Regions from separate parts of the Mus musculus genome. Here regions 1, 3, 4, 5 and 6 are each linked to region 2. Evidence: chromatin loops called from intact Hi-C (ENCODE). Cell type or tissue: left cerebral cortex. All regions are shown on one strand.

Region 1 (5,000 bases), 290 kb before region 2:
TGTAGACCAGGCTGGCCTCAAACTCAGAAATCCGCCTGCCTCTGCCTCCCGAGTGCTGGGATTAAAGGCATGTGCTACCACCGCCTGGCCTGGTTTTCTTATTGTCCAGTGCAAGATGCAGATTAGGCCACTGGAGGCCCACCTTGGATCCATTCCACTTCTGGTAGGAAGGCAGCTTCCTCCCTTCCTCCCTCTTAAAATTGGCATGTGCTCTGTCCCTGCAGTTAACCGACTTTTTAGTTTGCCCTGACTTGAGAGGACTCCTTATCGACTCTCACACACTGTTGGTGGGAATGTAAACCCGTGGAGCCATCTTGGAAATCAGTCTAGATGTTTTAAACACAAACGAAAAAAAAACCCTCCCCTAGAAGTAAAACTACCATGTGACCCAGCTATAGCACCCTAGACATATTCCCCAAAGACTCTATATCCTAGCACAGAGAATATGCTTGCATATTCATGTTCCTTCTACCTCTATTTACTAAAACTAGGAAAAGCAGTTAACCTAGAAGTCCACAGACAGACTGATGAACGGATAAGAACACTGTGTACGTAGATACGATGGAATTCCATTCAGCTGCAAAGAAAAATGAAATCATGAAAATCGAAGGTAAAGGACGAAACAGAAAAGTGTTAGTTCTCAAACTCAGGACAGAGAACTAACTGAGGCATCTATGAGCACATCTAAGTGGACTCTGGCTCCACCTGGCTGGCATGCCCTGCTCCCTCCCTCCCCTTCTCCAGCCCAGAGTCTTGGTTACCCTTTCCCCAGCTGCTCTTCCCTTCATAACCTAACCATTTTGGTTAAACACTTGTTTCCCCCTTTTATCTTTTGCCTTTTTGCTTCTTGGCCACTGTTCCTGGATACTTTCTGTCCCTCTCCCCTTTACCTTCTCTTCCCATGGCCAATTCAGTCTGCTGTTCATGTCCTAAGTTCAGATGCCCCTGCCTCTCTGCCTGTACTCTCCCTCAAATTGTTGTTGCTACTCCCCCTCTCCTCCCCCTCCTCCCCTTCTTCCTCTTTTTCCTCCTTCCTCCTCCTCCTCCTCCTCCTCCTCTTCTTCTTCTTCTTCTTCTTCTTCTTCTTCTTCTTCTTCTTCTTCTTCTTCTTCTTCTCCTCCTCCTTCTTCTTCTTCTTTTCTTCTTCTCTTCCTTCTATTCTTCCTCTTTTTCTGTAACACTTATACCAAATGATGCAAATACTGCATGTGCATATGTGACTCCCAGCTTTGAATCATGAGTTTTGTGTTAGACTTGGAGTACCTGCAGAAGTCAGGAAAGATGTCTATGGGAGAGGTGCATTGAGTGAGGAGGTGGTGGTAGAACATAAGAAAGGTTTAAGCCTCATTTTAAAGGGCATAATAGAGCTTTGAACTTTTGTCTCAATAAACCGAGTTTGAAATATTAACCATGAAAAATTTTTAGTGTCAAGGTCTTGGAACAGACACTAACAACTCCAGCAGTGTCTCCAAGTGACTAGATAGGGGTCTGGGGAAGGGGTTAAGGTTAGAGCTAGTGATATTCACATCTGTGACATCTCCCATCCCGTCAGGATGATAAGTAGATGTCACATGGAAAGCTGGTCCTCGTTCTTCTACATTCCATGTTACCTCTGATCTAAAGCCTTCCGTGGTTCCCTGCTACTACACCATAGAACTCAACTCCCTCCATATCCATAGCCTGCTCCTTCTGCCCCTGCCACCCTGGCAGTGGCTCACTTTGTGGAGCTTTTGCATGTCACTCACCAGCTGAAATAGCCTCTCTGTGCCAGCCTCTTCCAATCCATCCTTCAAAACATATTCTTATCCCTTCTCTATGCTGACTTTTCCATTCTACTGGAATAGCTTTGCTCTTTTTTTGAACTCCTCGAACATCAGGTCTCACTCAGCCCTGACCCCATCCCACAGGGCCTGCCTAGAAACCTAGAACACATACAGAGTTCTTCAGAATATATTCTCTGCACGTAGTCCAGAAAGCTTTAAAGTAGTCCAAATATTTAAAGTCGACAAGGTACTAAGTGGGCGGGGAGGGGGAAGGGGATGCAGCTCTGTCTCCAAAGGTCAGCCCTCTGTCACAAAGCAGGACTCACTGAGGACAGACAACAGAGAATTACACGGTGACAGATCTCAGAAAGAGCAGCAGAGGGCAGCACAGGCATAATTTTGGTCCTGTTTCTCCCATCTTACTGTAGCGGACTAGGAGAATGGGATACTTACTGAGTCATTGACCTTCCTCTTAGACTAGAGTCTTCTTGGAAGGACCTCAGGGTAGGTTTGAAATGAGGAAGACAGGAAATGTTTGTATCCTCCATGTTCTCCGAAAAGATCCCAGTCCCTAGCCAAGTTCCAGCTTGCTAGAACTGTGTGTGTGTGTGTGTGTGTGTGTGTGTGTGTGTGTCTTTCCCTGGGAGGTCTAAGGCTGTTGTTGATTCTTAGAGCCCTGAAAACTGTCCTGTGAGCCTTTATCCCCCCCCCCCGCAAAGTTCTGAATGTGGACTAGGGGCTCCAGGATAGCCTCACAACTGAGATCCAGCCCAGTTCCCAGGCATGCGATTCCTGTGCCCTCAGATTCTGCCCCGGAAACCCTATAGATGCATTCCAGAGCTTCTGTGTTAGGTTTCCATTTCATCCAGAGGCTCCTGCAGTTACAAGATTCCACACGAACCTGGGTATCAGAGGGGCATGTGGCTTTCATCTTAGCATGCTCCATACAGGAATGCCAGGGACTGCAGCTGCCACAGTGACCACTAATTTCTGGCTCAGGTTGTGCAGTAGCCTAGGAGCTGGGGTGTCTAGGGGACAGTGCAGCCATGACACTGGCATGTAGATACTCCTCTGAAGTGTGGATGGACCTGTACCTTCTTGGGCTCCGGAACCAGTCCTTGGCTGAGCCACAGTGTCTGGGAAAACTCCGTTATGGTTGTCTCCAAGGCCAAAGACCCCAAGTGGGCTCTCAGACCTGAACCAGGGCATGGCCACTGCCTCAGGCAGGAGCCTTCTGAGGGATGGACCCTTTTCAACATGTAAACTCAAATCTATAGTGAAAAATGAAATTTCTGCGGTATTTATAGACCATAATAAAGAAGTAGGTAATTGTGGTTCATGTATTTTGATGGAAGGCGTTGATAAAAATAATGTACTCATTCTGCTCTAAACTTCAACCCAGGCTAAACCAAATCAAGGTATGAGAGGCTTGGAGAAGCTTTCTGATAAATTGTGGGGCAATACTGGTTAGACAGAAGGACAGAGCTGCTTCAGATAGACAGAGACACAAAAACAAGTCATCTAGGACAGCAGTGACTAGACACCCTTTGGATAAATATACTTTCATGGGTATAAATGTTAAAACATGAATGTATATGAAACAAAAAAAATTCTAAGCCTTAGCAAGTCACAATGTGACTACCATCATGTCTAGTATTAAACAAGGGGAAACACCTTGATCTTACCTTAGATTGGAATCTGGTATGCTCAGAGCAAACAGTAAAAGTACCCTTGTATGGACACTAAAACAGATTTATGCTTGCCTCTTACTGTGCCAAATGCTACGTCACTAGGTGAAACAAGTCACATCTAAGTATCTAACTTTTACCATTACATCTAATTCTATTTCTTCAAATACAGGAAAAGGGCTAGTAAAAATCAGTCATCCATCATGCATTTGCAGTAAACCACACACCAAAGCCCAATCTCATTGCTGAAAGTCATAAGTCCTGTTAACTCTACATGCTAATCCTACACACACACACACACACACACACACACACACACACACACACACACACACGTTTTTTACTATAATTCAAGCACATTAGGTGGTACTGGAATTGAACGTAGAGTTTTGTTTGTGTTAGTCAGTGCTTCACCACTCAGATATATCCCCAACCATTTCTTTCTAAGAAAGGGTCCCATGCTGGTCTTGAACATGGGCTGAAGGCAGGCAAGTCTGGAAATTATGGTCCTTTTGCTTTCATTTCTCAAATAACAGTGATCACAAGCTTGTTCTATGGACCCCAATACAATATGTTATTTTCCAATCAGGAAAATATGCCAGTAAAGGAATATTCACTTTCCTGCTTTTATAGGTAAGGAAACATATATGAATGCCCTCTTGATTCAGGTATCAGTATATAACAAGCATTCTCTGATCTTCCTCCACAAAGGAAATTGTATATGTCCTATGTAATACACATGTTCAGATTGACATGCCGAAACTTGATTAGAGAGGACAGAATCCAAGAACACCACACAAATATCTCAAAGAAAGGTAATGTTACTTCAGCAATAGGTTGAGTCCCTTCATGTGGCTTATCTCTTTGGAGCTCCTTCAGAGGATCTAGAAGAATGTAGGACAACTGTGAGCACACTGGTGATGTTGAATACTCATGTTGCTTTCTTGGTCTAGATAATGGTTTAGGTTAGATGTGAGTATTGGGTTAATAAATCCAGACTGGATCTTAGTTTGGGGACAGAAAGGGGTGGGGGAGGAAATGTAATCAGAGCCTTGGCTTTCTCACTACAAATGGATTTGTAAGGCAGTGTCCAACCCAATGACAGTGGCTTGTCACTTTTCTGGTTATTCAAAACACATCCAGTTTTTCACTTCTCCCTTAATATGCTGCAAAAGCATTTGCCTTCACTGGGTCTTTATCTGGTACTGTTATATTTATTATCATTTATCATTTACTCCATTTGATTTTGAAAAAATATTGTGAAATACACATAATGCTAATTATTTGCATCATTTATATGCACATTTTTTATGACACTAAAGTCTCAAAGCTCTCTGCAAAATCCACATCTTTCTAAATGTCTACTTTTACCTCTGGGGTTTACATAGTATTTGAAATTCTAGCTAGATAAATTAAACAAGGACCATAGTAAATACTTCCAAGATTGAACAGAAATAGTCAGCATGTCTCTACTTACAGAGGACTTGATATCCTAGGACCCAAAAGATTCCCAAAGGATACTCATTGTAACTTCTGGTACTAACAAATA
Region 2 (5,000 bases):
AAGTTCTTAGCAGCATAAATATTAGCTCTTTGAGCAAGTCATGCTAGTTGCTAGTTTATCCATCTGTCCCATAGTGCCCTAAGAGGTTAAGTAAACAGTTAACGTCATTGCTTTTGCCAGACAACTGGTTTTTCTCCTAGCAAATGTCTAAGTTTCTTTTGAATTATTTTTTAAAGAGTTTAAGGAGATTTTTATTTTTATCCCTTTAAGAGTTTCATGGCTCTCCTGTGCTTTGTTCTTTCTCAAGCCTGGCTGTCTCGTGAGAACCAGCCAGCCTAATGTCAGCCACATAACGAATACGCCTATTGAGTCAGAGTACCATTCCAGCCTGAGACAAGAATCTTTTAATAGTGGTCACCTCTGTGAGGGATGAGAGTTGAACATTCAAATGTGACACCTGCAATTAGAAAAATCTCTGGTTTTGCCACAGCTATTTTAAAGATGAGGTAATTTGGGGAGTGTTGAAAAAGCAGCATTTATTCAAAACTTTCCATTGCAGTTAATTTATGCCCCAGTAGGTTCATAGTGTTCTGTCAAGAAACTTGCTGTCTGACCTTAGGGTCTTAAAGGGTTAATGTGACTGTTTATGTATTCATTTGTACTTGGTATCGAACCAAGGACCTTAAGTGTATTAAGCTGGCACTTTACCTCCGAGCATGGTTTTAAGCACATAAAAAGTGCTGGGGATAGAACCATAGCATGCTAGGCCTGCGCTCTGATTTTGTTACACTCCTTTCTCCTCTCTACTTCTTGTAACTTCACTGCCCCTGACATCACCTTCCTAGGGTCCAAGTGTCTTTGAACAAAAGAGAAAGCCGGGGATTTAGGGAGTCGGGTTTCATTTCAGAGCAGCACTGGCGATTTCATTAGGCAAGGTGCGAAAGGGCTCCTGCCAGGTAAAGCGCCGGAAAGTTACAAGTTGGGTTATTTTTTAACCGGCGTCCTACAAAACCGACGCCGTGTAGGTAGGTGTCTCCCTCGCTAACTTGTAAAAGAACTCCAGGTTCTTTCGCTCGCTCGGGGAGAGTTAGCAGGCTGAGAATCTGGCAGCCGTTCAACGACCCCGCCCTCGGAGTCCCAGGGGGGCTTCTTCGGGAGAGTGCGATTGTCTAGGGCGGAGGCGCGGCAGGGCAGGAAGGGAGCGGGGCAAGCCCCGAAATCACCCCCCGAAGCCGCCCGGCTCCCAGCGCGTGGAAACTTCCCTGGCGGCGAGCAGGGCGGGAGGGGGCGGCGGTTCCCCTCGGCGCTGAGAGCACCGTGCGCGCGAGGATCGGGGCGCGCGGCGGGCGCGGCGGCCGCCGCCTCCTCCCGTCCCCGCCTCCGCGGCGCAGCCTCCTCCCTCCGCCCCGCTCGGCCTCCGGCTGGCTCCCTCCCCTCGTGGCAGGCTCCGGCGGCGGCGGCGGCTGCGGCGGACGGGGAGGGCGTGCGCCGGCCGAGAGGTGTGGGCGACGAGGCTAGGGAAGTTTCAAGTGGAAGGTCGTCCGCCGGCCGGCGCGTCCCCTCACTCTCCTCCCGCAGCATCATGGCGGAGCCGAGCGGCTCGCCTGTGCACGTCCAGCTTTCCCAGCAGGCGGCCCCGGTGACAGCGGCGGCGGCGACGGCCCCGGCGGCCGCGACATCAGCACCAGCCCCGGCCCCGGCCCCGGCTCCGGCGGCGTCCGCAGCCCCGGCCCCGGCTCCAGCTGCTGCTCCAGCCCCGGCCCCGGCAGCTCAGGCGGTCGGCTGGCCCATCTGCAGGGACGCGTACGAGCTCCAGGAGGTTATCGGTCAGTGCGGAGGGTGCTGCGGGGCCGGTCCAGGCCGGGCGCCGAGACTGGGCGGGAGTGGGTGCGGGATGCGGTTCTCCTGCCTGCCTGCACGCCCAGAGGCAGAGCGGCCGGCTTCGGGGCCTACCGGCTTCAACAGTTATTTTATTGTCTTTTTTAATTTTTAATTTGTCCCTTCCTTCCCTGAGCGCGGCTGCTGCAGGAGGTGGCGCGGCGGATGTGACTCGCACTGCAGACGAGCTGCAGGCTGCAAACTTTTATCTCCCGGATCGCCGGGGCGGCGGAGCTGGAACCCAGTAACGCCGCATCCTCCTCCCCCCTCGAGCCCTGGGGCCGCAGCTCGTGGCCGCTGACCACGCGGATGGGCTGCCTGGGCGGGGTGGGGATGCGGGGGCGCCGCCCTGGGCTTCCGCGCCCCCGCGCCGTGCTGGGTGAAACGCGTCCTGGGAGACCCTGCGGGCGCAGCCGCGCCTCTGCCTCCTGCCATGACCTCTCGGTGGGTAGCCCAGCCACGTAGTAGTGGCAGAGGCCCAGGCGCCTGCCCAGACCAGGGAGGATGCTGGCCTTCTTCTGACAGCCGCCGCATGCTCGCCCTGCAACCCGGCTCTGCGCGCGGTGCGCCCGGTACCTGCCTCCCTCCTTGCGGGCGCGCCGCCTGCTGCCAGCCCCGGGGCCGGTGAGCGGCCGCGCTGGCCTTCTGCCCTGCTCCGGGAGGATCTGCTGGGGTGAAACTCGAGGCTGTCCACGATCCGCGCCCAGCCTTTCGGTGTCTCCTAGGCAGCTCACTAATACCATCTTATCTTACATTTTTAAATACCTGGCAAAGTCGAAAGGCAAGAAGCCCGCGTTACTTTTCTTTGAGCCAAACACGTGTAGGGCCAGGATATTTGTGGTGTCCTCTAGCTTAGAACCTTACCTAAAGGTTCATTCACTTAGAAGTTTTGTGCCTCACCGATGCTGCCAGGCAAAGTGGGCCCCATCATATAACCTTATGAACTCTGGACTGGGGATGTTGCTGGCTCATAATCTTGATATTTAAAGATGGGGACGGGGGGAAATTCAAGTTATCTTTTTCTTTCATTTAAAAAAGATTTCTCTATTTTTCCCTTGAACAATTATAATTAACATAATTAATATAATTTCACTAGACACTCAAAGGAACCCCTTTTATGTCGTGTGTGAATGAGACTTCCAGCAATGCATAAATATACATAAATATATACATACATATATATGTATATATGTATGTATCTATTTGTGTGTTTGATAGGCAGAAATGTGTATATGTGTAGTAATTATGTACTTTGGTATGCAAAGGCTGCTTATAGTCTTTATAGACATTTATAGACAAAATTCTCCTAGTATCTTTCATAACTTTTAGCTAAAGACTCTTCAGGGATGGATCTTGACGTTTCTGTCAGGATTTAATAACACCAAGAGCTTTCAAAGCCCAGAGTCCTCAGTGAAAACTATTTTAGCTTGGGATGTAAGGCTCTTCACTCTGAACTTCTTTGCTGCTCCTTGAGTTCTTGCATTCTCACAGTGATTGCTGATTGCTGTCATTGCAGGCTCTTCCCTACCATGCTCACACACACAATGGACATGCATATACATACATACATACATACATACATACATACATACATGTGTATTGATATTGAAGACTGAACCAGGACCATTCCTAGGGACCTTTACCTAGTCAGTCTTGCTCAGCGTCCAAGGACAAAGTGAATGTCTTTGGAGAAGCTCACACTTCTCCCAGGACATGTTAAGTGGCTCCTTCTGACCCCTTCTTTGTCTACTCTGCAGTCCCTATCCTCATTGTTATTGATTGCTCACCAAGTCTTGGGGCCTTCTAGGTTCTGTGCATGTGTTGGCAATGCAGGCAGGCATGATTAAATCATGTGCTGATGAGTTAGGAGATAAGGGAGAATGATCCTGTAGGATGTGCTGAGGGAGTGCTCGGAGACGGAGGGAGACAGATACTCTGCATGGCAGAGACTGGCTGATTCTGCACTGAAGTCCCAGTAAGAGCTTGTAAGGTGCTGAGTTATTCCTGCTGCTGCCTTCCGTAAGCAACTCTGAATTGAGTTGGTTGGTCTCTCCCACCACACAGTTTTCCCTAGGATCCAGAGCAATTTACATACAACTAATTTATATTCTCATATTGTTAATCATTAGGGTTAAAATGTAAGCCTTGACTCTGGGAACAGTATTTTGAGCTGGCTTCTTTTGTGAGTTAAGGAATAAAATCTTTTTAGTTTAAGTAGGATTAATTACAAGGCCTTCTCTGCTTGTGGCATCAGTGTTAATTATAGTTGGTTGATTTTTAGTGAAGAGGAAAGATTTACCTGGGGGATTCAAGAACAGAAAGGCCTGCTAATTTCATTTCTGGTTCTACACATTGTTCAGCTTTTCTATGATTTTATATATATCTCACATTTTCCCATCCTAACAGACGGGTATTTGGAAACCCCTATTATTGACAAATGACTGGAACCGGGTTCTACAAGGGCTTGCTATCTCCCTTTAGCCTTCCGTGCTGGTTGAGCCATTCAGGGCAAATTCGTGGTTAAGCACTTTGCCTTAAACACTATATTCAAGAAGTTAGCAGTACAGATACCAAACCAGTTTGAAAGTCAATGCCAGTCAACAGCAGTGCCTCTCCCTGCCATACAGCAGGTGTCCTATGATGCCATTCCAGCAGTTTGAACCACAACCAGCAGGAGGCTCAGATGGGCCAGAGCCTGGAGCCCCGGGAGGCAGGGCGCTTCACCTTCCAGCGTGGCACAAAGCACAGACACCTTTTCTTCTACTTCCTTCTGGGTCCAGGACAGGGCCTCGGGATTAGGACCGGCTAAGCTTTCTAAAACCCAAACAGACCAGGTCCAGTTATTTGAGTTCTTCTGTTTTAGAAAAAACAAAGACAGGATTTTCCAAGTCTAAAAATAAAGTTTGTCTGTGTGGAGCCTTGCCGTTCTGTTGTAAAAGCAACAGAGAAACTGTAATGCTATTAGGCGTAATCTGGTTCAGAAGTTTAGGCATGACCTAGAAATAGTGTCCAGTCTGCCGGACGGAGCTGTAGAGCCCAGACAGGGGCGACACACGGGATTATTGAGTTCCCGTGCTCAGGGCATGCCCGATGTTTCTGGGTTCTGGACAAATAACTGTTCTTTGGAGAATTTCAGATCTCTTCGTGATCTCCAACTTTGCCCATCTGACCTCGCCTTTGGA
Region 3 (5,000 bases), 270 kb before region 2:
TGCAAGGGACATCTGTGTGACCATTGCAATAGGTTTTGATACACAGACAGTTACTGAAACTTTAATAAAAAATTAAAAATAAAAATTGTAACAGCCCAGTAGTTGTGGTGCATGTTTTTAATCCCAGCACTTGGGAGGCAGAGGTAGGTGGATCTCTCTGATTTTGAGGCCAGCTTGGTCTCCAGATAGTCAGGGCTACACAGAGAAAACCTGTCTCAAAAAGCCAAAACAAACTAGAACAAAAATTCTAGGAAATGTTAAATTCCCCTAAAATGACTATGTCCATGTTTGCAGCAGCATGAATATTTTTCAAAAAGAAATAAGTTGTAATCTTAAAAAAAGCTTTCCATATTTTTAGATTAAAAAATCATTCCTATTTCAACTGCAAAGGAAGTGGAGATAGCATGGATCACACATGAGACTGGGGATAGGAAAAATACAATTTGGGTTTTTAAGGAAGTAGCGATCGAAAGGAATTATAGAACTGTAATCTTAGCTCCAAATCCCCCGATTGAGGGCAAGGTACACAAAGTTAACGAACTGCACTTTGAAACATCCTATCTGGCTTAAGAAAATCACCTTCATGATATTAAAGAGTGTACAGTAGTGATTACATTGAACCAAACCTGAAATCAACATGTGGTAATTAAGACAGAAATTAAGGGAATATTCTTAGCTTTCCTTGACTTTGTAGGTATAGACCCTTCATAAAAAGCATTTCTCTCAGATTCCTTTAAACTTGAAACGTTCACACAAGAGTAATCGTTTAGATGTCAAGCTTGGGGTGTTGGGGGAATACCCTGAACTTGAGCTAAAGCAAAGTTAATTAGGATCTTAGCCAATCAATCCCTTTTTAAGTCTTCCTGTGACCACAGAAAAAATATTAAACTTAGTTTCCCTACAGCCTTTAAAGACAGTTCGGCATGCTTCGGCAGTCACATGTATTGATTCAAATTAAGAAAAAGTTATTTGCTGAAAGTGAAAGCTCTGAGGATTTATAAATGTGTAAAATTGATTTTCTATATTGACACACAATTGTGATATTAATTTAAGATATGTAAATTACATCACCAAATTAAAAGCAAGAGTTATGACAGACAAATGAAAGCATAATCAAAAGGGGTAGCGCCACTGACCCTGCATAGGTAGCTATCCACACTCTCCACAAAACGCCATGGCCTGGAGATTGGCGGCGTGAAACTTCTGCTGTGTTCCAAACTGTTGCAGCACTGTCCAGATCCAAACCCTGGAGCAGGGCTTGTCGTTGTATACGTGTTTAGCACAGAACTATAAGCCTCCATTTTAACAAAGTTCCTCCTCACAGACTCATCTTGCCTGTCCTTAGACCTGTGAAGATGCCAAAGGCAAGCATAAGTGCCTCATTTTCCCTTGTAGGACGCCTTAAAAATGGGGTCGGGGTGGGGGAGTAAATGACTTTTCACCTAACAAGGTCTAAACATTGTAACTTTGTATGGTTGTGATTTAAAGTGGAACTGGAAAGAACTATATGTCTGGATTCCAAACTACAAAGGAAACCAAACAAAGCAAGAAGTGACTGTCGCTGATGTGTGGCTTTGCAGGTTTCTGTTGGAATGGCCCTACTCTAAGATTTTTGATGGTGTGATTAGAAATACTTGTAATTGCCAAGGAACTGTGTAGATGATGTCTGGGATAACTCTTTTTTTTTCTAATCCAAGCTAAAACAAACTGAAGCAGCTTCTCAGACGGCTCATCTCCCACTCAACAACGCACCATAGGTGTGGCCCAGCCATTCTGTCTCCACACCGCCTTCCCAATGAGCATGAAACTGTTTTAACCACTTTTAAATTATGGTTGTCTTTACCTTCATGGTAACCTTCTCCTCATGACTTCACACAGAGCAGAAAACCATAGGAAAACCCTCTATCTGTACAAGCCCTCTAGTGGGGACACCAAGTAACACAGTTGAGAGTTAATTAACAAAGCATTGGAATGTGGCCCTGGTGTAGCTCTAGTACTACTAGACCCCTGAACTCAGGTATCATAAACAATAGCTATTTAAAAACTCATGCTACAAAAGAGATACAGTATAAAGGAATTGGGTGGAAAGTGCCATGCAACCCGAACTTGGGCAATAAGAGAAACTACTTTGAGCAATTTTTTAAAAGCTCATTTATAAACATTAGTTTCCATAATTATATTCTTTAGCTTGATTTCACGTCATAAAACATCATGAATGTCTTTCAATGATAATTATTTCTCAGACACACACATATGTATATATACATATATTACTTACTTGAGTTGGTCATAAGTTAATGGGCTTGTCATCTGTATCCTTTCAGGATGTGGCTCCTCATAGCGTTTTGGTTCTGCTTTACACGAGGCTTGATGAGTTACTTCTGGGTGTTTGGACTGTAGGGTTGAAAGTGTGGCTTTCTGTGGCTTTATGCGTGAGGCATTATGGTGTCCTACTTTGTCATAAGAAGTTTGCTGATTTTCTTCTCTTACCTGAAAAAGATTTAAAATATATGTATTTAAATTGTGCTAACAATACATGTATGTGCTTGCTTTCTATAGTTTCAGGCCAGTGATTCTGAATATTTAAATATGTGAATACTACAGCTTAAAATCACTCTCATGTTATTGCCATGGAATTAGGTATTTTTGGAAAAAAATGACAGAATGAGTGAAACACATGAAGAAAGAATAATTTAAATTAAAATCATTTTCAAAATATGTTATTCTCTGGACCTATAATATAAAGCCATATGTGCTTCAGAAAGACTGACCTGAAGGTCATAAAGACCAATGGAGAAAAATGATGCAAAAGCCATGTGAAAGGGAATGGCCGTTACACGTAAGCTACAAGACACTGCAGAGGGGGGATGGAGAAGGATCACCTCCAGGAACAATTGTTAACTGAGCTGGGATCGAAATGAACTGAAGCGTGTCCTTAGGGAGTGAGCTCCTTCCATCCTAACCAAGTCACCACACGTGTGATCTGCCCTCTCTGTCCTCCACACAGCCCTCACAGTGAACAAGGAAATGTCTTTGAATTTGTAAATTATAGTTTGCTTCACCCATAATAACTGATTATTTGACAGGGTTGAGTGGAAATGGGCATAATTTTCAAGGGTGAGAATTATATAAATTTTGAACAGAAGACATTTCATAACAGTAGTTTAAAGACCTATCATTCTTTAATATTTGTACTGTTTGGTTTTGTGTGTCAACTTGACACAAGCTAGAGTCATCAGAGAGGAAGGAGCCTCAGTTGAGGAAATGCCTTTATGAGATCCAGCTGTAGAGCATTTTCTCAATTAGTGATCAGTCAGGGAAGGCTCAGACCATGGTGGGTGGAGCCATCTCTGGGCTAGTGGTCCTGAGTTCTATAAGAAAGCAGGCCAAGCAAGCCAATGAGGAGCAATTCAATAAGCAGCACTCCTCCATGGCCTCTGCATCAGCTCCTGCCTCCAATTTCCTGTCCTGTTTGAGTTCCTGTCCTGACTTCCTTTGGTGATAAGCAGCATAGAGTCATGAGACTGGATAGGAAGTGTAAGCAGAATAAATACTTTCCTCAATCTACAAGGAAAGTATAGGTGTTCCCACATGGGTGTTCTACCACCCTACTGCAAATCAAATTCCTCAGCATCCAACAGCAACATGCAGAGAAAGCAGACATGTTGGAAATATACTACATGGGATTCTACCCTCCCATTCTAACTGTTTTTAATCAAATGTCAGTGGAGAAGAGAGGATCTGACCTTTTCAAGATTTTTCTCAAACTGGAGATTGTGAAACATAATGATTATTGTTTAATCCACTAAATTTGGGTAATTAAAATAAATTGGCAAATGATGGCTCTGAAGATATTATAGAATTTAGTCTCTTTTAAAGAAGCCCATAGTAAGTAAGAGTAACTTATTAATGACAATGCTAGTGAGAAGCAACATAAAACCATTAGTCACCAGAACTGCCAAGTAAAAAGATTTCTTGTCAGTTTTCATTCTAAGACTTTAATCAAAGAAATTATTAAATACACTAAATTCCCATTAATAAATATGCAACAAGTGTTATTTGTCACAATTAAATTGTAGAACAATATAAAGAACTATTAATAAAAAATGAATTGGAGTTCTGAAAAAAATAGATATTTTAATTATGTATTTCATTGGCAAGATTCCTCTTGGAATCCCAGAGGATGTAGGAATATATACTCATGAGACTGCATAGGAGAAACAGAATTCATATTTTCACATTGGTTGTGATTTGAAGACTTTATATAGCTCATCATTGAGTCATCATCATTTCAAGTAAAAACAAGGGAAAAAAACCCCAAAGATTCCTCCATTTTGACAATTGAAATACTTGATTAACAAAATTACTTTTAGTGGTAGTCATGACACACGCCTCTAATCCCAGCACTCAGGAGGCAGAGGCAGGTGAATCTCTAACTTTAAGGCCAGCCTGGTCTACAGAGTGAATTCCAGGACAGCCAGGACTACAAAGCAAAACCATGTCTCAAAATGAGAGAGAGAGAGAGAGAGAGAGAGAGAGAGAGAGAGAGATTATTTTATTATAAGATTATGCAGTAGTAATCACACTGAAAAAAATTGAAATCAGTATGTGATAAATGAGACAGCCATTAAAGACATTTTTTCTATTCTCTTTGGTTTAGCAAATGTACAGATTTCATAAAAAGCTTTCCCAGGGAAAAATGTGTTCTCAGATTTCCTTAACTGTAGGCATATGCATTAGATACTCAATATGATGTCAAACATGGGATGCTAGGGAAATATATTGAGACTACTATGAACCTGAGCCCTAACAACACCCGTTAAAAATCAGAGCCAATACCTTCCAAAGTTTACCTGTAATGACATGAGTCAATGGTAGTTTTCTAAGATTTAATTTCCATATGCCTATAAAGATATGCATCAGAATAAATATAAATACCTCATGACTCAAGTGATTATTTGTTGTAAATGCAGTCTCCAAGGAGTTTTAAAATGTATACA
Region 4 (5,000 bases), 59 kb after region 2:
TGAGTAGACTCTTATTTGGGGTGGTCTGAATGAGAATGGTCTCAGAGGCTCATATGTTTGCATGTTTGGTCTCCAGTTAGTGGAACTGTTTGGGAAGGATTAGGAGGTGTGGCCTTGTTGGAGTAGGTATGGCGTGTTGGAGGAGGTGTGTCACTGTGGAGAGCATTAAGGTTTCAAAAGCATAGGCCAGCCTGAATGCCGCTATCTGTCTCTGTCTCTCTGTCTATCTCTGTCTGTCTGCCTGCCCCCTAACCCCCCACCCCCACCCCCAATTCACCTCTGCTTGCTGCTTGCAGATCAGGATGTAAAGCTCTCAGCTAATGCTCGCTGTCATGGTTCTCAGTTTCTTAATCATAAGCAATCCCCCAATTAAATGCTTTCTTTTTAAGCATTGCCTTGGTCATGTGTTCCTCCCTTCACAGTAATAGAACAGTGACTAAGACATTCGTCTAACCTCATTTTAAAAGATCTTGCTAAGCTATGATATGGAAACTGTAGTGATTTACCAAAGGCACTTCAGGTGATTCTTGCCTCTGGTTATAGACTTAACTAGGTCAGAACTTGTAATTAGCATGGCGTTCACCATAGGTGTCAGTGGCAGAGTGGCTTAGAATAGACATTGAATGGCTTTGTGTCAGTGTTCTGGGGCTGCTGTAACAAGCACAAACTAAAATTTACTTCCATAGTTCAGGAGGCTAGACAGCACAGTTCCAGGTACTGTCCACCGGGATTTCTGGGATTCTGTCTCCCTCGTTTGCAGACCTTTTCTCTGAGTAAGGAGAGAGGAGAGTGAATTCTTCCTCGGCAATTCCAGTGATGCTAATTGTCATCCCTGATGCACCTCTGATTTCTATGCTCCTAAGAGGCCCTTTCTCTAAATTTATCGTGCTTTGGGACCTTACCATATGTGTTTTAATCTGTAGTAAAAGTTCAGGCTTCTGTAGCTACCGATCTCGTCTTTTATTCTGCATAGGAAATGATCAAAATGAAAGATTTATCCAGCTTGTATCAGGAGCAGCCACCTTTGGACTTCTATCACCTAGTGAATTGCTTGCCACTCAACAGAACTTTAGTTACTGTTCAGTTTTGCCGATGAATTCATGTAAGTGAAGAATTAATATCAGTGTTTTCCTGTGGCTGTTAAGCCTATTCCTTGAAATGAGGTTGCCAGGGAGTGGTGTTTTAGGGGGTTGTTACGGTATTAGGCTCTGTGAATGTTGGTTCATGTAATGGATACCTCTGAGGTAAGTACGAAGGAACAAGGTGCTGATGGCTGACTGAGGAGTCACAGGAGACCCACACTAAAACGGTTGCTAGTGTTGAAGGTGAAATTTGCATCCCAGTCTCTGATTTCCTTTCTTCTTTTAACAGAAGAAGCACTGGATTCTGTGTTAGTTTCTTAAATACTTGTCGAAATCCAAAGTTATGACACTAGAATTACATATCCAGGATGTATTCCTTTGGGTAACTTGACGTGTGAATGCAGCTATGGAGTTTTCTGGTGATTGCTTCAGTTCAAGCAACAGTAGGAATGAGGAAATGAGAACACATGCCCACAAAGACAGACCTGTACCTTGGTAATGAATTCAAGGAAACCCTGCCTCTGGCTGCAATCACCATAATTTCTATCTAAAACTTAGAAGTGGTTCTTTGCCTGGAATTACCAGAAAGTTACCAGAAAAAAAATCTACATTGACTTAAAACATCCTGACAAGATGGGAATACATAACTTTCTTAGTCTGGCACATGGGCCACCATCCTAGAGAACATTTTAACTCATGATGGATGGGTGTCTGGAATAAAATGAAAAATGTTCAAGGCTCTCTAATCCCCAGGATGCTAGTTCTTAGAAACACACCGTCAAATGTTAGTGAGTCATAGTTCAGCATTAAGGAAAGGCTCTGTTTAACCCTTCACTTGCTTCCACTACACATTCTAACGCTTGCTTATTTACTGGATCTCCAAGCCTACCTTTTCAGGCTTCCCTTTAATCTGTTCAGCAAAGTACATAAAGCTCCTTAAAGCAAAACTGTCTTCTCATTCATTCTAAATGGCCCTTGGAAAAATTGTCAGGTCACTTCTGCCTCCCCGTCAAAGCATAGGCTTCCTTTAGCCCTGGGACTCTTCAGTCTCTTACAGCAGCTTCCAAGTTTAGATCACGACTCACAGTAGAACATGCTTCAAACCAAAGCCGCACAAAGCTGTTCTCAGCTCTCTCTGGCAAGTTATATTCTGAAGAGAAGCTTCAGAAGGAAGGCCTCCACCCACCGAAAAACTGAATCCACGACCCACTAGTGTATCCTGGCTGGCAATCTGGAACAAGCCAACCAACCAACCAACCAACCAACCAAACAAACAAACAAACAAACACATTCTCTCTCTCTCTCTCTCTCTCTCTCTCTCTCTCTCTCTCTCTCTCTCTCTCTCTCTCTCTCTCTCTCATACACACACACTAACCGGCATGCCTTGCTCTGGGGTCTTAGGCCTACGTTCTTCTATTATGGAGGGAGGACTATTCCTTATGGCAGTGGGCTTCTGCCATAGAGCTTCATATTTCCTGTCTGAGATAAAAGTCATTATTCTTTAGCTGGCTGTCTTTCTAACCAGTAAGATGCTCACTATAAAGCAGGAGACTTCCCACTTCTTCCTCATTGGAGAATCCTTATTTGTGACCGCATTCGTGAATGTATTAGTGGGAATCTCAGCCTGAAGTTGTAAGCCAAGGGCTGTTGGGAGGGAACCTGATGTTATATTCACCTGTTCAGGCCTTGATGGGAGCTGGCCTGCTTTTCCTTCTTCAATTGCTCTGATTTGAAAATACTGGAGACTGTATTAAGGGTGGGAGAGAGGAAAATGGAAATTGACGTCAGAGTGATCGGGCCCATGCCAGCAGCTAGTTAAACTGTGGATGTCTCTGCTGGGTTTCAGGCTCACTGCTAACCAGCTACTTTGCGCTTTCTCCAAGGCTCCCTTCACTGACAGTCTCTTATTCTGGGAAAAGCCCTGTCACACAACGGTTCTATCCCTGCTCCTGAAAGGGAGGCTCACTTGCACCTTTCCTGCAGGGTGGTTCTCTTTGGTTGAGCTATTTAGTATTGAAGAAATATTTTCCTGGCAAGGCCGACACAAGCAAGGAAGGGCAGGCTGTGCTCCGGCTTGTGGGAAGTAGACAAAGAACACAGACGTGGGCGTCTGGCACACTGACTCAGATCCCAGCCCATACTTACATATTAGCTATGTGACCTGGGGCAGCTTTGCCAGGTTCCCCGTTTTCTCACATATAAAATGAGGCTGATAATAAAGATGCACACGCTTTTCGTTTTATGGCTAAAGTGCTACTGTGCTGTGGGTGCTCAGCACATGGGGTTGACACAGGTTGGGCTCCTATGTGTGGGAGCCTTGAAGGCAGAGAACATGGAGGGTACTAGGCTGATCTTTCAGGTTCCTAGGTCCCAGCTGACGGGGCTGTGGAGGGCACATTGTTCCTAAATCAGCTCTCCCAGATGAAGGTTAGAGAGTCACATATGTACCCTTTTGTGTAGTCCTACGTTTAGGCTGTGTTTCTTTTATTGGATATGTGGGGTTGGGAAATAATTTATGTGATTGGAGTGCCATTTTTGGTATTATCTGCAGAGTTAAGATGCCTTGCTTGAGGGATCTTTTGGCTTGGTGGGATATAAATCTGATTAGAAGCTCTCAGTGGTGTGCTACAAATCATTACCCCTCTACGTTCCGTTCTTATAAAATTTGGATAACAGCATGGCTCCGCCTTTTAGGAATTTTAAGTGCATTAGCTAATGATGATCAAGAGACCTTAAAAAATATGAAATTCCCAGGAATGCCAAGAGCTTTTGTTAGCAGATTGGCATTATTTCGCTTGGCATCCTTAAGAGCTGTGTTTTAAACAAGAGCATCCTAGGGCGGATTTCTGTTTGTTTTTTTTTCTTTTTGTTTTGTTTTGTTTTGTTTTTCCTAGTTGTAGAGCAAGAGCTGACCCCCACCCCCACCCCCACCCCCACCAGGAGTGTTCAGGATGCTAAGACTCAGGACCCGATGGAAGTCCTGAAGTAGCCCAGGCAGGACTGGCTGGCTTGGGTTGCATTGAAGTAGAGGAAGAGTCTGGGATATAAGTGTAGTTGAAGTGAGTCTGGACCCAAGGGCTATCACCATTTCAAGCAGAGTTGTACTCATCCTGCTGGTCCCCATGTCCTAAGAGAAACACCTGGAAACACCCAAATCCCCCCATTTCTCCTCTGGATACTTATTGTAGGACTTCAGGGACTCTTTGAAGATGCCACTGGTAACATTTTGAACACCTCCAGTGAAAGACTTAAATTACAGGCACTTAAGAAAGAGATGCATAGGCAGCAGTATATCAGTGCGGTGTATGAGAGCCGATTTCCTCTTTATTTTGTTTCAGGCAGCGGAGCAACTGCGGTGGTTCAGGCAGCCCTATGCAAACCCAGGCAAGAACGCGTAGCCATAAAGCGGATCAACTTGGAAAAATGCCAGACGAGTATGGATGAACTCCTGGTGAGTATAAGGGGAGGAGACTCCTAGCGCTTGCTCTCCCTGACCTGGGGCTTGTGGGATGGGGATGGGTGGGTATGAGCCGCACCCCTTTCTTCTCCCCTGGGTATGATCTATGATTAATAGTGTTGATTGCAGTGTTGGGTCTGCGCAGTTCCAGTGGTCTCAGTGTGACACTCCATGCACATTGTATGCTCCGCCCTGAGGTCATGTGGTTTCTAACTCCAGAGTCTGATGTCTGGTTTCTTCTGGCCCTTCTCTAAGAGTTCATGACATAGCTGTGAATTCTTCCAAATGTACCTTTTGCTCATTTGTGCTTTTATAAGTTACAAAACCACATATGAATTGAGTTTTCTTTTGTAATGTATGGTAGACTCCATTTCAGTTGTTGACACGTTTGATACTCTCAAATGCTTACCTTCTATTTCCTCTCTGAAATGAAGCACTTACAGAAATAGTTGGAGCTTGTT
Region 5 (5,000 bases), 93 kb before region 2:
GCTGGATGCAGTCCACTGGGGCTAAACAGTTGTGTGTGTCTGCTGCAGCCACTGAAGGTGGAGGTTGCCAGCTTTAGTAACACAGGGCTTATGTTATTATGCTCAGGCCAGGCAGAAGAGGCTTAGACCTGCAGGGTGCTGTGTATCACAAACTTCTACTATGGGATATTCAAGCCACTCAAGCGGCAGGAAAGGCTTTCCCTTCTGTGGACTCCCTTTGTAAACTTTGTAAACTTTGTACACCTTCAAGGCAGTAAAATGGCCATCCCTGCCACCTCACCCCAGGAGCTCCAGAAGCCAGGCCCCTCCCCCAGATCTAACTGTCATAAGGACGGTACAGCCTCTGTAACTGTCACAAAGGTCATCTCCAACCCCTCAACAGGACCCTCCCAAAAGGCATGCTAATTTTAGGAGAAAGGTTTGAATAAAAGCCACCAATCCCTGAATAGGAAAACCCACCAATCCCTGAACGTCTCACAAAAACCCACCAATCCTTGAACAGGAAAGTCCACCAATCCCCTAAGCTCAGAACTTGAAATCCCACCGATCCTCACCCTAGAAATCTCCACCCAAGAAAGTGTCACACACCCTGCCAAAGCCGCTGTATAAGCACCGTGCTTCCTTGGAGCATAGGAACCTTCTATGAGCAGAGGAACCCTGGTACCTCCAATAAATCTCTTTTATGAGATTTCATGCCTGGTGTGAGTCTCGGAAGACGACAAGAAGCAATGAAGAGAAGAAAAGAAGCAAAGAGAAGGCGCGGAGCTGAGGCTCCGAAGCTCCAGAGCCCAGCTGGGGATCCGCTCCCCTGAGAGCTGCACAGCCTCTGCTGAGGAGGCTTCCTCTTAGAGCTATGTGGTTCCGGGACTCTCCTGTCTCAGGATGCTTTTCCTTTGGGACACTGTCCTACCTCAAAACTGTGTGGTTCCTGGGCTTCAGAGACCCAGGGCACCTTCTCATCCAAGCAGAAAGGCCAACAGCTACCTCTTGAAGAAAGCCTGGTTCCTTCAAGCATTCTGCTAAGAGGGAAGGACAAATTAGGAAATTGTGTCACTGACTCGGGACCTTTTTGTGTCTTTTCTGGACTCATAAGCTCCCTTAAGAAACAACCTCAGCCTGTCACTACATTAGCTTCAAGAACCCCCTTGCTGAGAAATAGACATAAGCTGAGGTGGGGGCAGAGACTCTCCTTGGCAGCTAACAGCCGAAAACAAAGCCCAATTGCTCTGCAGCATTAGCCTCGTGTCTAGACCCTCTGGATCCGATTTCTTCACATATATAAACACAGCTCTTACATTTCCCACAGACGGGATATGTTCCGGTTTCAATAGCTCCAGCTCCATCAACTAATTTCCATAAGAGAGCAGACCAGTCTCCATGTTGGCCCTTTTCCTTCCATACTTGCTCTTAATGTATCAGCTCCCCATGAAAAAAAACGTGCCCTCTTCCTACAGTTCAGATCTTACAGTGATGCCCCCAGAGACTGCCTGTCATGTGAGAGAGGGTGGGCCATTATGAAAAGGGTAATAATAAAGCAATATAGGCTCATATGCCTGTGATAATGAATGAGTGTAATATCACTGGAATAAGGTATTTATTATGATAATCACATTGAAGGTGTTTTCTGTGCCCGATGTTAGACGCTACTCATACAGCTGTTCTCTTTGTCCTGGGGAGCTCTAAAGCAGGTTATCCGGCTTTCCTAATCGAAGAGAACACTATTTAGTAACTCCCCCAGAGCCACAGAACTACCAACGGCTTATGGAGCTAGCAGTGTCTTGAAACAAAGAAAAAAAAATCCAAAGGCAGATCTGTCCACGTTCAATATCCTTTCTTTAAAGCACTCGGTCCCCACTTGTCCTAACTTACGTCTTGGCAACTGAAGTTGTCTTTGGACTGACATCACACTCATGTCCTCAGAGAGAAACAATTCCTTAAGACTTTGATTTTGTGGGTGGTTTTTTTTTTGTTTGATCATTTGTTTGCAATGCTTTATTTTCTTTTTTTTTTTTATTTTTTTATTAGTTATTTTCCTCGTTTACATTTTCAATGCTATCCCAAAGGTCTCCCATACCCACCCACCCCCATCCCCTACCCACCCACTTCCCCTTTTTGGCCCTGGCGTTCCCCTGTACTGGGGCATCTAAAGTTGGCAAGTCTGAGGGTAGGTTGTCATAATGGGGCAAAGAAGTGGGAAAGTTGATAGAGGGTTTGAAGTAAAAGCAAAAACTGAAACTGAGAGAAGAGAGAGAAAAAAAAACAAAACCTGTGGCTGCACAACCATGAATTCATCTAGGGCTTAACAGTATTTCCTTACTTTTAACTTCTTAAGAGTAACACTGATCTCTGAAAGCCAACAGCTTCTACCTAAGCAACAATCAGCTCTTGGTAACCCACTTGGATCACCCTGGCACAAAGCATTTACGTTTGAGAGGCCTGCCCTCTGCTGGATTCTTAAAATATTACATGCCAAATTTCAAAGGTTGTCCAAACAGGGTCGCATATGTGGAAGTACCCTTTGGTCAGCGTTTGGGACAACATAAATAAATGAAAGTTCTTTGACCTATTTTCCTGAAAGTCTCCAAAATTTTTGCATAGATATTTATGTGTATTGTATATATTTTGTGATGACACAAGATCAAAAATCCTCAAACAAAGTAAAAAGCAAACAAATCCAAAAGACTTAATGACCCAGGAGGTAATCTTAATAATGATGAATTTTATTTACACAGGTCTCTGCTGTCAGTCTTTGTGACTCTATGGGATAAGGTCTGTGCACCATTCCTTCTGCTGCTCTACTGACAGGCTCCAAGAGTTTCATCAATGTCACCCAACCCTACCACCTTACAAATTCTTCCTGCTTTTTCTCATTGATGTCTCCCACGAACTATCCACAGCTAGTTGCACTAGATATAGTGAACTAAGTCAGGTTAGTCAAATACTTTTGAGAAAAAAAAATTGAAATCAGACCACATAAGCTCAGAATCCTACCAAAGAAGAGCGTCTCCTGCCAGGCCCATGGAGAAGCATTAAAAAAAAAAAAAAAAAAAAAAAAAAAAAGAAAATCGGAAAGAGGATTCTTGAAACTCAAATGGTTTTACATAGATAAACGAAACTCAATTTCCTGTAGTTGCTCCTAAGGTTCCCTACTTTGATTTAGCTTCTGAGAATGGCTTTTCTCTGTTAAAGTTTTACAGAACTGAGCTACACAAATAACAACATGCAACTGGGAATGAATGTAATCTGGTTAAAAAATGGAATAAAATCTTAGTTAATATGATATGTTGGATGGTGTGCATAATTTTATTGTGCTTTATAGCAATTAGGCATACAAGGAGCAATAAATAAAAATGACTATAATTATTATGGCAATAAAGCATCCAGGGTAAGCCTTAGGGAGGATGCCTTACAGACAGCACTAAATTATGGCAGAGTCCATTTCCAGGAACCTAGATTTAAAGGTCAGGAATCAAGTGTTTCCATTTTCTCCAGCACCACATCTGCTCTTCCATATTCCCACACTCAGCTTCTTCTTTTTTTAATGAATTTTTTTTACCTATTCACTTTACATCTCACTCCCCTTCCTGTCACCCCCTTCTACAATCCTCCCATCCTCCTCCCCTTCTCCTCTGAGTGGGTGGAGTACTCCCTGGTATCCCACCCAGCCCACCTTCTCGCTTCATCCCTCTGTGGGGTTAGGCGCTTCCTCTCTCACTGAGGCCAGACAAGGCAGCCCAGCTAGAAGACCATATTCCACAGACCAGCAACAGCTTTTGAGATAGCCCCCGTTCCAGTTGTCCAGGACTCACGTGAAAACGAGATACACGTCTGCTACATATGAGAGGTGAGGCCTAGGTCTAGCCCTTGTTTGTTCTTTGGTTGGTGATTCAGACTCTGAGAGCCCCATGGGTCCAGGTTAGTTGTCTCTGTTGAGCTTCATCTCCAAAGAGGATGAACACAAAGATGGCAGTGGGAGCAGGTGTCTCCTTGAGAAACTCTTCCTTAGTTTAGGTCTGGGGAAACACAGAACACAGAGCATCTGAAACTGAAGCTCCCAGAACATTCTCCGTGTGGCCCACGGTATCTCACGTGTGAGCATCTGTATGGGAGGCTGGGGATGAGACAGGTCCTCACCTCAATGTGAGGCTGCCTGACTTTGCTCTGTGCAGATCCCTCTGTGGGCAGCTACAGTAGGCAGTGCCCATGTGGACTTCAGTTACTGGAGTTGCTGGAGTCTACCATCAACTCACTGCTCTTTACACTGAGGAAAGACCATCAAGGAACACTCTGAGCAGTTAACAAATATCTGAGATTCCAGTCTAGAGTGACTTAAGGTAGCCAGGACTTAGAGTAAGAAAAGTTTGATTTAATGTATTTGAATTAAGTATATACACAAGGTATTCTTCTGTCTACATGTCATTAAACAAAATTTTGTGTGCTTTAAAATAGACATGCATTTAAAGTTCACTTTGTTGTTAACTTTAAAAATAGATAGGAACTTTTGTCAGTAAGCCAAGGCACTTCAAATCCTTCATATGTATTATTTTGTTGGAAAGGTTTTTGTCACCGAAGCAATGCCACATGACAGAAAGGTTCAGAGCAAGATCGTATGGAATCACTGATGATCTGTTATTAATTTCCATATGGTGGGCCTCTTGTGTTGAGAAAGGAGAGAATGGCCAACTGGAGTGTCTGACATCAGATGCTAATGGTCAGACACCCGCCATTAACTAGGACTGAAGGGAACATGAAAATGGGGGCCGTTCCTACCCTGAAGCAGCACAATAACTTCTGGGCATTTTGTAGAGATAATGTCGTGTTAAAATAAATACTAAGGAGTCTGGTAGATAAAGGATGGGGGAGAGAACAAGAAGAAAATTGTAGGGAAGAGGAGCTGTTATGTCAGAGCTGGCACTGGCTTTCTATTTGTGCAAGTGAGGGCTGTTTTTAAACACTGTCTGAATCATTCCTCCACCCTCCACAGCAGCCCCTCCCTGAGG
Region 6 (5,000 bases), 100 kb after region 2:
TGCTTGTAACTGATGTCCTGCTGGGAGATGAATATGTTTAACTGTAACTAAAGCCAACATATTTGTACTTATGGGGCTAGTTACAGTCTTACTAAATTATGCTGCTGTGCAACAGTGCCGGAGGTCTAAAGCAAACCCCCATATGCCCTTGGTGTGGGTTTGTACTTGAGGTAGTTCTTTGTAAGTCCTGACAGTCAACAAAGGGAACCAGCAGAAGAGAATCCGGTCAGAGCAGCGTTGCCATGATCATACTGCAGAGTATCCTGCGATGTGTGTTGGCTTGCACCCTTTTTTGGCAGACAGAGTCTTACTATGTAGCCCTGGCTGGCCTGTGCCTCCAAGTGTTGGGGTTAAAGGCATGTATTGCTACACTCTGACCTTTCTATCTACCACTTCACTCTCTGGGGATTCTTGATGTGACTGTTACGCAAGAAGTAAGTATTCTAGTCCTGAGTAGTTGGCACCTTAATTTATAACTTGCTTTTACTCAATATGCAAAAATGTAAATGAGGATGCATGCATTAATAAGCAGCAGCTGTTCACTGCTGTCAGCTATAGAAGTTACTTTTGCAGATTGGTCTATATGCATATCTAGTATACCAAAGTAATCTCACACACCAAATTTCTAATACGCAATGGGTTTTGGGAAGAGTTTGATGTTTTTGGCCAGTGTGACAGCTCCCTGGGTAAAAGTGATTGTCTCCTAAGCCTGAAGGATATGAGTCTGATCGCTGGAAGTCACGGTTGAGAGCCCCATAGGAAGATCCCAGTGAGGAAAGCTTGCAAGTCTGCGGCTTGCCAGGGAGCTGTAGTCTCTAGCACTGCAGAAGCAGCCTTGATACTGTGGAAGATGAGAAGCAACTCTGACAAGTGACCTCTGACCTCCACAAGTACAGCATGTGCATACACTCCTACACTGGATAAACTTAAGTGCACAACACAAGCAGGCACACACACAGACACACGTCCTCACACACACATGTACCTAATCAATGAAGTAGAGTAAGAGATACATTTAATTCTACATATCATTCCATCCACACTTAATGAAAATTATCCAGGAAACACTAAGGGAACAAAGGGGGAGCGGGGAGGGAACCAGTCTTTGCTGACTCAGCCCTTCCTTTGAGCAGCCACTTGCTTAAGGACAAACTTAAGCTTGTTGTGAGCGTTGGGCACCTGATATGTTGGCGTGCTTGTATGATTTTGGCCAAGGTATTAATATATACTATTTAGTCTAGGACATGATGGTATGGGATGAATTCTTTTTTTTTTCTTTGTAAAATTAACATTTGGACATTGGTAACTTAGAATTAAATGGGCTAAAAAACCACAATAAAATATAAAGATAACTCTATTACATACTGCTCTTACTTCAAAAGAGTTTAGATAAAACCCAAGACATTTTCTATTCTGGGATTTTGAAATGTGTTTATGTTTTCAGTGCAATTAAAGGAAACGGCGACTTTTTGTACCTGTTTAGTAGAAAACATCCTATGGTTTGGTGAGCTTGCCTGGCCCATGGCCTCTGATAGCATGCTCTGCAGGGTAGAGAATGGCAGGTGGCAGACAGCAGGGCAAGCCTGGCATATTTCTGAGACGCTCCACGAGTGTGTTTACAGCCCATCCATCACTACCTAGGGCTCAGCAGGGAGAGATGGGAATTGATATCAGAATTGATGAGCCACGTGGAACATAAAATAAGGTGGATTTTTTGTTGTTGTTGTTGTTTTCAGATTTTGGAGTAAGCGCATTCTTAGCCACAGGGGGTGATGTTACACGGAATAAAGTCAGAAAAACATTTGTTGGTACCCCATGTTGGATGGCCCCTGAAGTCATGGAACAGGTAAAAAAAATATTACCTTGGTTGTTATAGTACAGGAATACATATCACTAATATAGCTTTTTTTTTTTTTTTTTTTTTTCGAGACAGGGTTTCTCTGTGTAGCCCTGGCTGTCCTGGAACTCACTTTGTAGACCAGGCTGGCCTCGAACTCAGAAATCCGCCTGCCTCTGCCTCCCAAGTGCTGGGATTAAAGGCGTGTGCCACAACGCCTGGCTAATATAGCTATATTGAATGTGTCTAATTAATCTAACATAACACAGATCTGATGCACTGCATGCAGGTGTTAATATTTCATTTCAATCAATTATTATCGTAGAACATGTCATACATACAGTGTAGATTTAAATTCCTGATTGCTAGCTAGCCCTTAGCAAGCCACACTGACATTTTATAAACAGCTTTGGCTATCTGACACAGTAGTAGATGTACTGATGTGTAACAGGCCTGCTACATGATTGTGAGTGATTTGTTTTCTTCATCTTCTTTTTCCTTTTTAGGTGAGAGGCTATGACTTCAAGGCTGATATGTGGAGTTTTGGAATAACTGCCATTGAATTAGCAACCGGAGCAGCGCCTTACCACAAATACCCTCCAATGAAAGTAATGACGCTGGGGAGACTCGTAGGGTTGGGACTGTGATGGGTTGGTGGAGGGTGGGGATGGGGGGGCATAGCTTCTTCAGATCTCCTGAACATGCTTATTTTTTGCTTAGACTTGTGAGGGTTTTCGGGGGAATTCGGCCAAGTTGAAGGCTGACTCACGTTCTCTAGTGCTGAGTTGACAGAACTGGTGCATGCCAGGCGCTCTGCCTCAGTGCAGTGTCGAGCAGCTAGCTGCCTGCCTCTGCCTTACCGACTCCTGAAAGAGCAGGATGATCTTAGGTCTCCCAGCACGGTCTAAGAGTGTATTAGAGTGAGGGCTGTTCCATTTGCAGATGGGTCCCAGGCTGCTTCCTTTTTTCTTTCGAAAATAAAGATCGTCTATTCCATTTTGAGCCCGCGCCCAGAGCGTGGTGTTGTGGCTCATCTGATGGAGTGAGTCACGGTGTTTTGAGGCACCATATACTTTGGGTACTATTTTCAGGTTTTTGTTATTCTCCTATCTGCTCTACCTCTGAGATAGCGGCAGCGTTTCTAATTTCCCCCAAGTAGACTTTGTCTTGAGGCTGCCGTTGTTCAGGGCAAATGATGAAGATGTTTCATCAAAACTCTGGTCTATGCTGGTTTTATTTTTCAACTTTTCGTCTTTAGAAATTTTAAAAGGACAGAAATCTGTTCATAAATAGATCCACTAACTCTAGCGGTGTTTATAAAATGTGCAGTGGGGGTGGAGCCTAGGGATAGAGCCAGTGCTTAGGGAATGTGAGGTTTGGGATTGAACCCTGTTTGTTTTCCAAACTCCCCCGCCCCCCACCCCCACCCGCACCTCCATGTACTTTCTTATTGTAGGAAACTTCATAGTGCCAATAGAAAGAGCAAAGAACAAATGATCTCTGTTAATGTTTTAGTGGTGTTACTTTCCTACTTCAAAACAAAACAAAACAAAACAAAAAATAAACCCTATTTTTTTTAATGGTTTTCCCAGGACTTCCTCAGGCAGAGCAGATAGTATTGCTGAGTGTACGCCCCACACCCTGTTTTATGCCTATTTCTGTCTAAGATTTTAATATAGTTAAAATGTCAATGATATACTCAATGCATGTATGTGCACCTCTTGATGATCTTTTTTAAGCAGAAAATTTGACGTTGACATGTAAAACATAGAAGAGATTTTTTTTTTTTAATGGAACATATACCAGAGGAACTCGAGAACCTCATCCTTTATCCATCATTTATGTTCTCTGTTTCTTTGTCTCCCGGTCTCCCCTGTTTTTCCCACATGAGTCTGGAGAGGCACTTGTTAATCCCAGCTTGTCGCTCACCGGGAACTTCTTTCAGGAGCTCACAGGAAGCCACATTCTCCTTCTGGCTGTTGTCTTCACAGACAACAGTCACTTTTAACATCCATCTATTCACACGCCTCAAAGTCTTCCAAAGGAGTCTTGACACATAGAGCATTTGCATAAATTAGGCCTGATTTATGCATTAAGGAGGTTCATTCATTTTGTAGGTCAATAGCATGCTATACAGTCTACTCGCTTTTAAATAAATGCTCCGCTTAGTGTGAAAGTTGAATTATTTCCTTTTTGACTTGAAACTGTACTTTGTTTAGTTTTTTTTGTAACTTATGATTATGATCCCGACCATCAGTATCTTATTCATTTTTTTTAACCAGTCCCCTATAGCAGTTTTCTCATGTTGTGTTCCCTTTACCTCCTGGGAAGCCCTGGCTTTATTTTTAGGGCTGCTGCTGATATGTTGCGGGGGCGGGGGGGTGGGGGATGGGGGGTGGGGGGGGAGTATATCAGGTTCTTTGCTTATGAATGGCCTTCACACTTGAATGTCCCTTTGTCTCCTGACCACCACTCTTTCCCAATCAGCCTGTGCTGCAGCTACGTGTTCCCTGAGGTCCCGGGAGAGCCAGCGACTTCCCAGGAAAGATTTTTTCCTGTGGCTTTGAGAGACCATTCTTAACGCACAGAACAAATTTTATAAGTTCTGTCATTGAGAATAACCCAAAGGATAAGGAGGGCGTGGGCAGATATGCTAGGAAAAGTGTGTCCCTTTCAGCACGCGACCTTAGGACCATTAAAGTCATGGGGGAAGCACGTCTGCAGTGCTTTGTGTGGAAACGCTGAAACTTCCACCGTCATTCAACAGAGGGCGGCTCCTCCTTTGTTTTGGCTGCAGGTGCTAATGCTGACTTTGCAAAATGACCCGCCCACTTTAGAAACTGGTGTAGAGGATAAAGAAATGATGAAAAAATACGGCAAGTCCTTCAGAAAGTTACTGTCACTGTGTCTTCAGAAAGATCCTTCCAAAAGGTATGCCACTTTTGGAGTGGGAGCGAGTGCCGGCCTTTGAGTTTCCGCAAAGCTGTGTTTGTGGATGAGAAGAACCTACATTAAGTCTGGCCTCTGTGCACCATCCTGTTAGTGGGAGGAAGCCTGAGGCTGCGGGGGGGGGTGGGGGGTGGGGAGTGGGGGTGGGGGAGAAGCCGGTGTAGCACTAGGGGGAGGGGGCAGGACTGGAGGAGGGTGAGGGGGGAAGAAGAAG

What was found. A loop is a pair of places that touch in the nucleus more often than their neighbours do. Peaks named below come from ENCODE experiments on the same cell type or tissue, not always from the same donor. Only the 100,000 strongest peaks of a DNase experiment are listed, where the experiment ranks them.
Region 1: it touches region 2 in a loop (2.6-fold over the local background); 2 of 42 quality-filtered maps call a loop at or near these places.
Region 3: it touches region 2 in a loop (2.7-fold over the local background); 2 of 42 quality-filtered maps call a loop at or near these places.
Region 4: a loop joins it to region 2, with 2.3 times the contacts of the local background. A loop is called at or near these places in 7 of 42 quality-filtered maps.
Region 5: it touches region 2 in a loop (4-fold over the local background); 3 of 42 quality-filtered maps call a loop at or near these places.
Region 6: it touches region 2 in a loop (5-fold over the local background); 18 of 42 quality-filtered maps call a loop at or near these places.

Annotation. Positions count from the first base shown.
Region 1 is chr2:68,754,150-68,759,149 of GRCm38, reverse strand. No RefSeq gene overlaps it. Among named protein-coding and RNA genes, the nearest start is that of Gm36174, 66 kb to the left of the region's middle. In left cerebral cortex, a CTCF peak has its summit at 2,129 (motif pointing right); a DNase peak (open chromatin) is centred at 2,137.
Region 2 is chr2:68,468,400-68,473,399 of GRCm38, reverse strand. It overlaps Stk39 (serine/threonine kinase 39), which reads left to right and starts at 1,419. Exons shown (of 18, transcript NM_016866.2): 1 at 1,419-1,766. The coding sequence starts at 1,523. Gm13596 (a long non-coding RNA gene) reads right to left here and starts at 436. Exons shown (of 4, transcript XR_866392.3): 1 at 1-436. In left cerebral cortex, CTCF peaks have their summits at 1,888, 2,444 and 4,492; DNase peaks (open chromatin) are centred at 1,941, 2,349, 3,755, 4,441 and 1 more place; H3K4me3 peaks cover 2,364 bases; H3K27ac peaks cover 1,598 bases.
Region 3 is chr2:68,741,724-68,746,723 of GRCm38, reverse strand. It overlaps 4932414N04Rik (RIKEN cDNA 4932414N04 gene), which reads right to left. Exons shown (of 29, transcript NM_183113.3): 27 at 2,279-2,490; 28 at 1,137-1,347. Among named protein-coding and RNA genes, the nearest start is that of Gm36174, 78 kb to the left of the region's middle. In left cerebral cortex, a CTCF peak has its summit at 1,929; DNase peaks (open chromatin) are centred at 195 and 1,881.
Region 4 is chr2:68,409,562-68,414,561 of GRCm38, reverse strand. It overlaps Stk39 (serine/threonine kinase 39), which reads left to right. Exons shown (of 18, transcript NM_016866.2): 2 at 4,421-4,533. Among named protein-coding and RNA genes, the nearest start is that of Stk39, 60 kb to the left of the region's middle. In left cerebral cortex, no CTCF peak of the experiment used is centred here; DNase peaks (open chromatin) are centred at 2,189 and 3,082; H3K27ac peaks cover 2,563 bases.
Region 5 is chr2:68,560,965-68,565,964 of GRCm38, reverse strand. No RefSeq gene overlaps it. Among named protein-coding and RNA genes, the nearest start is that of Gm36002, 19 kb to the left of the region's middle. In left cerebral cortex, a CTCF peak has its summit at 2,449 (motif pointing left); DNase peaks (open chromatin) are centred at 2,443 and 4,954.
Region 6 is chr2:68,365,842-68,370,841 of GRCm38, reverse strand. It overlaps Stk39 (serine/threonine kinase 39), which reads left to right. Exons shown (of 18, transcript NM_016866.2): 6 at 1,737-1,846; 7 at 2,344-2,445; 8 at 4,635-4,768. Among named protein-coding and RNA genes, the nearest start is that of Stk39, 100 kb to the left of the region's middle. In left cerebral cortex, no CTCF peak of the experiment used is centred here; a DNase peak (open chromatin) is centred at 2,693; H3K4me3 peaks cover 448 bases; H3K27ac peaks cover 1,016 bases.